Linked DNA regions of Homo sapiens: region 1 is linked to region 2. Evidence: chromatin loops called from intact Hi-C (ENCODE). Cell type or tissue: mammary epithelial cell. All regions are shown on one strand. Links, peaks and the distances in the headings refer to the core of each region. The heading gives the core; the rest is flanking DNA.

Region 1 (2,811 bases), core at 60-2,559, 290 kb before region 2:
GAGACCATCCTAGCCAACATGGTGAAACTCCGTCTCTGCTAAAAATACAAAAAATTAGCTGGGCGTGGTGGCACGCCCCTGTACTCCCAGCTACTCGGAGGCTGAGGCAGGATGATTGGTTGAACCCGGGAGGCAGAGGTTGCAGTGAGCGGAGATCGTGCCACTGTACTCCAGCCTAGCGACAGAGTGAGACTCAATCTCAAAAAAAGAAAAAAGAAAAAACACAGCTCATATTTTCTTTCCCCTTCTCATTCGTGCTGTTTTCTGTTTGTGAGCCAGTGCCATTAACTTCAGATAGTATTAAAAGTAGCAAGAAGTAATTCTTTCATATTCTCTGACCCTGAGTTCCATAATCCCCTTTGAATCAAATGTTTTCTATTTAAAAATCCCACAATAATTCGTTTGGTTTTTCTGTTTTGCTTATTCATTAATATTGCAAAAATATTTATGTTTCCCATTGCAAAATATGAAGTAATGTTAGCTATGTTGGGATTTATATAGGTTCCTGGAGGATAATCTGGGAAATGAACCACCCTTTTTTTTTTTTTACATAGGGGGTCTCCCTTTGTTGTCCAGGCTGCAGTGGAGTGGTGCAGTCATAGCTCACTGCCACCTTACTGAGCAATCCTCCTGCCTCAGCCTCCCAGATAGCTGGCACTACAGGCCAGGCTAACCACATTTTTTTGTTTGTTTTTGTTTGTTTGTTTGTTTTTCCGAGACAGTCTTGATCTGTCACCCAGGCTGGAGTGCAGTGGTGCCATCTTGGCTCACTGCAAGCTCCGCCTCCCCGGTTCACACCATTTTCCTGCCTCAGCCTCCCGAGTAGCTGGGTGTACAGGCACCCACCACCACGCCTGGCTGATTTTTTTTGTATTTTTAGTAGAGACGGGGTTTCACCGTGTTAGCCAGGCTGGTCTCGATCTCCTGACCTCGTGATCCGCCCACCTTGGCCTCCCAAAGTACTAGGATTACAGGCGTGAGCCACTGAGTCTGGCCTAACCACCTTTTTTATGACATTGTTTCTTTGGGAAATACACTGTTATTTCCAAAGGATTAATTTAAAAATGTGTGCTCTGCTTTATTATTACTGAACCTTGGAAGAGATGAACAAAGGAAAGTGTGGCTTCTTCATAACCGTCGTTAACCAGGACAAGCATCCAAATCTTTTTCTTTTTCCTTTTTTTTAGACAGAGTTTCACTCTTGTTGCCCAGGCTGGAGTGCAGTGGCATGATCTTGGCTCACTGCAACCTCTGCCTCCTGGGTTCAAGCAATTCTCCTGCCTCAGCCTCCCGAGTAGCTAGGTTTACAGGCACGCACCACCACGCCTGGCTAGTTTTGTATTTTTAGTAGAGATAGGGTTTCTTCATGTTGGTCAGGTTGGTCTCAAACTCCCGACCTCAGGTGATCCACCTGCCTCAGCCTCCCAGAGTGCTGGGATTATAGGCGTGAGCCACTGCGCCCAGCCAAGCATCCAAATCTAACTGTTCAGCCAGTTTTCTCTCTTTGGAATCATGCTACTTCTCTCTTCTTCTTCTTCTTATTTTTTGTTTTTTTGTTTGTTTGTTTTGTTTTTTGTTTTTTGAGACGGAATCTCCCTCTGTTGCCGAGGCTGGAGTGCAGTGGTGTGATCTCAGCTCACTGCAACCTCTGCCTTCTGCGTTCAGGCGGTTCTCCTGTCTCAGCCTATAGGTGCGTGGCACCACTCCCAGCTAATTTTTGTATTTTTAGTAGAGATGGCGTTTCACCATATTGGCCAGGCTGGTCTGGAACTCCGAACCTTGTGATCCACCCACCTCGGCCTCCCAAAGTGCTGGGATCACAGCACTTTGTAATCCCAAAGTGAGCAGGGTTACAAGGCGTGAGCCACTGTGCGCTGCCTCTCTCTTCTATTTAAATTGCCCTTTCTCTACCTTTGTTTGCCAACCTGACCTGGATACTTCTTGTTTCAGTGCCAGAATCAAATTGGACCAGGAGAGTGTAGTATAAACATTATGTTAGCACTTTAGTCAACTGTGTATAACTAAGCCCAAGTATGGCACAAATTCTTTTTTTTTTTTTTTTTTTTGAGACAGAGTCTTGCTCTGTCGTCCAGGCTAGAGAGCAGTGGCGTGATCTCAGCTCACTGCAAGCTCCGCCTCCCAGGTTCACGCCATTCTCCTGCCTCAGCCTCCGGAGTAGCTGGGACTACAGGCGCCTGCCACCACACCCAGCTAATTTTTTGTATTTTTAGTAGAGACGGGGTTTCACCGTGTTAGCCAGGATGGTCTAGATCTTCTGACCTCGTGATCTGCCCGCCTCGGCCTCCCAAAGTGCTGGGATTACAGGTATGAGCCACCGCGCCCGGGAGTATGGCACAAATTCTTGACAACCCTTCATGAACAGCTCAGCTTTTCTCATTAAGGAGCTGCATTCCATAACTCCCTATTCCCAAAGAGGGCTATACACCAAGCTAATTTAAAATTTTTAGAAATTAGGCTGGGCATAGTGGTTCACACCTGTAATCCCAACACTTTGAGAGGCTGCAGTGGGTGGATCACTTGAACCCAGGAGTTCAAGACCAGTCTGAGCAACATGGCAAAACTTCATCTTTTCAAAAAATACAAAATTTAGCCAGGCATGTTGGTACACACTGTAGTCCCAGTTACTCCAGATGCTGAGGTGGGAGGATTGCTTGAACCCAAGAGGTGAAGGTTGGAGGGAGCTGAGATCATGCTACTGCACTCCAGCCTGAGCAACAGAGTAAGACCCTGCCTCAAAAATAAATAGGCCAGGTATGGTGGCTCATGCCTGTAATTCCAGCATTTTGGGAG
Region 2 (2,811 bases), core at 294-2,793:
AATGGTGCTGCGGAAGCAAGCTGGCTTTACTTCCCCAACAGAAAACTGAAAAGAAACACATAGCACCAAGATCATCACCAGCAATGTTCCAGAACTCAAATATGAAGATGAGAGTTCCTGGGGCCACATATGAAAAAAACTTTGAGACATTGTCAAGAGAATCAGACTTAAAGAAAATTTTTTTTAAAGACGGGGTCTCGCTCTATTGCCCAGGTTGGAGTGCAGTGGCTCACTGCAACCTGTACTTCCCGGGTTCAAGCAATTCTCCTGCCTCAGCTTCCTGAGTAGCTGGGGTTACAAGTGTGCGCCACCACGCGTGGGTAATTTTTGTATTTTTAGTAGAGACAGATTTCACCATGTTGGCCAGGCTGGTCTTGAACTCCTTACCTCAGGTGATCTGCCTGCCTCGGCCTCCCAAAGTGCTGAGATTACAGGTGTGAGCCACTGTGCCTGGCTGAGACTCAGACTTCTATATCCATCATGCCCCTCCCTCAAATCTGCCCCACACCAAGCGTGCAGAAAACTCGCTGACTCATGCATTCTTCACTGGAAAAAGTGAGATCGAGATGGCCAGCCAGCTTCTCCATCATCGTGGGTTCACTGGCAGGAAACCTGTCCCTGACTCAACCCACAGAAAGCAACCCACAGAAAGGTTGAGTCCCTGACTCAACCCACAGAAACTCAACCCACAGAAAGGCACAGAAAGAAAGTGTGCCTGGAATAAGAAATATCCCAGAGGACAGCCAGAGACAGAGTAGGGAGGCAGGACCACCATCCCCAGCCCTGGACACTCTGCTCTAATTTGGCCAAAGGAGACAGCAAATCAGCGTGGCTGTTAAGCAGCACCATGTGGTAGGTTTGTTCCACAGGTCCCCTGGGCACAACCCCTAACCATCCTTCCCACACTACTGAAATGTCCCCTTTGAGACCTCCCTTATCCTGATGGGTGGCACTCTTTTGTTTTGAGATGGAGTCTCACCCTGTCACCAGGCTGGAGTGCAGTGGCACGATCTTGGCTCACTGCAACCTCTGCCTCCCGGGTTCAAGCGATTCCCCTGCCTCAGCCTGCCGAGTAGCTGGGACTACAGGCGCGTGTCACCACGCCCAGCTAATTTTTGTATTTTCAGTAGAGACAGGGTTTCACCATGTGGGCCAGGATGGTCTTGATCCCTTGACCTCGTGATCCGCCCACCTCAGCCTCCCAAAGTGCTAGGATTACAGGCATGAGCCACAGCGCCAGGCCGGGTGGCACTAATTGCTTTCCAGAACCAAGGCAAACCTGGGCTTATGCCACCATCTAGTGTCAAAAAGGAGGCAGTGACCTAGCTGGAAAAAAAGAAAAATAAAATAAATAAATAAATAAATAAAACCAACAGGTAAATTAAAAATAAAAACCCCAAGCAAACATATCAAATAAAAACTGAAACAAGCCAGACAGAGAAGATTGAAATAAATAACAAATCCTTTAATGCAAAGACATAGACTCACATCACAGGAAACAATAGCAAAGAAGGAATCATGACTCCAAATGGACAAAGTGAGGAACCAGTGACTGACCTTAATGAGTCAGCAATCTGTGAACCTCTGACCAAGAATTCAAAATATCTGTTTTGAGAAAACTCAGTGATATCCAAGATAACATACAAAAGTAATTCAGAAATTTACAAGAGAAATTTAATACAGAGATTGAAATTTTGAATAATCAAACAGAAATCTTGGAGCTGAGAAATAAATTCACTCAACTAAAAAATTCATGGCCAGTCGTGGTCGCTCACACCTGTAATCCCAGCACTTTGGGAGGCCAAGGTGCCTGAGCTCAGGAGTTCGAGACCAGCTTGGGCAACATGGTGAAACCCCGTCTCTACTAAAATACAAAAAATGAGCTGGGCATGGTGGCATGCGCCTGTAGTCCCAGCTACTCGGGAGGCTGAGGCAGACGTATTACTTGAACCCAGGAGGCGGAGGTTGCAGTGAGTCAAGATCATGCCACTGCACTCTAGCCTGGGCGACAGAGTGAGACTCTGTCTCTGAAAAAAAAAAAAAAAATCATTAGAGGCTCTCAACCAGCGAAATGAATCAAGCAGAGGGAAAAAACCAGCAAGCTCAAAGACAGGCTTCTAAAAAATACACAGAGGAGCAAAAACAAAAAAAGAATAAAATGCAATAAAAATTGTCTCCTAAATATAGAAAATTACCTCAAAAGACCAAATCTAAGAATTCTTGGTGTTCAAAAGGGAGTTGAGCAAGAGCAAAGGGTGGAAAGCTTATTCAAAATCAAACACGGACACTCAAAAAACTTTCCAAACTTGAGAAAGAGACAAATAGCCACATACAAGAAGATCAGAGAACACCAAACAGGTTCAACCCAAATAAGACTACCAAAAGGCATATAATAACGAAATGCTCAATGGTCAAGGGTAAAGAAAGGATTCTAAAAGCAGCAAGAGAAAAGAAGCAAATAACATATAAAAAAGCTCCAATTTGTCTGGCAACAGATTTCTCAATTGGAACTATACAGATCAGAAGGGAATGGGATGGCATTTTCAAAGTGCTGAAAGAAAAAAACTGCCATTTAAGAATACTGTATTGGAAAAGTGTCCCTTCAAATATGGAGAGGACATAAAGTCTCTTCTGGACAAACAAAAGATGAGAGTTCACTACCACCAGACCTGTGTTACAAGAAGTGCTAAGGAGAATTCTTCAATCAGAAAGAAAGAAAAAAAAAACACTAACATGCAAAAAGAAAATATGTAAAGGTATGAAACCTGCTGGTAAAATTAAGTACATGAACAAACCCAGAATACTCTAATA

The links. Peaks named below come from ENCODE experiments on the same cell type or tissue, not always from the same donor. Only the 100,000 strongest peaks of a DNase experiment are listed, where the experiment ranks them.
Region 1: a loop joins it to region 2, with 6 times the contacts of the local background. A loop is called at or near these places in 8 of 110 quality-filtered maps.

The regions. Positions count from the first base shown.
Region 1 is chr22:17,363,598-17,366,408 of GRCh38, reverse strand. It overlaps a transcript of CECR2 not described here. Among named protein-coding and RNA genes, the nearest start is that of CECR2, 4.5 kb to the left of the region's middle. In mammary epithelial cell, for the core only: no CTCF peak of the experiment used is centred there; no DNase peak of the experiment used is centred there.
Region 2 is chr22:17,073,593-17,076,403 of GRCh38, reverse strand. No RefSeq gene overlaps it. Among named protein-coding and RNA genes, the nearest start is that of IL17RA, 10 kb to the left of the region's middle. RefSeq lists an enhancer at 1-71 and a silencer at 1,232-1,291. In mammary epithelial cell, for the core only: a CTCF peak has its summit at 1,297 (motif pointing left); a DNase peak (open chromatin) is centred at 623; H3K27ac peaks cover 241 bases.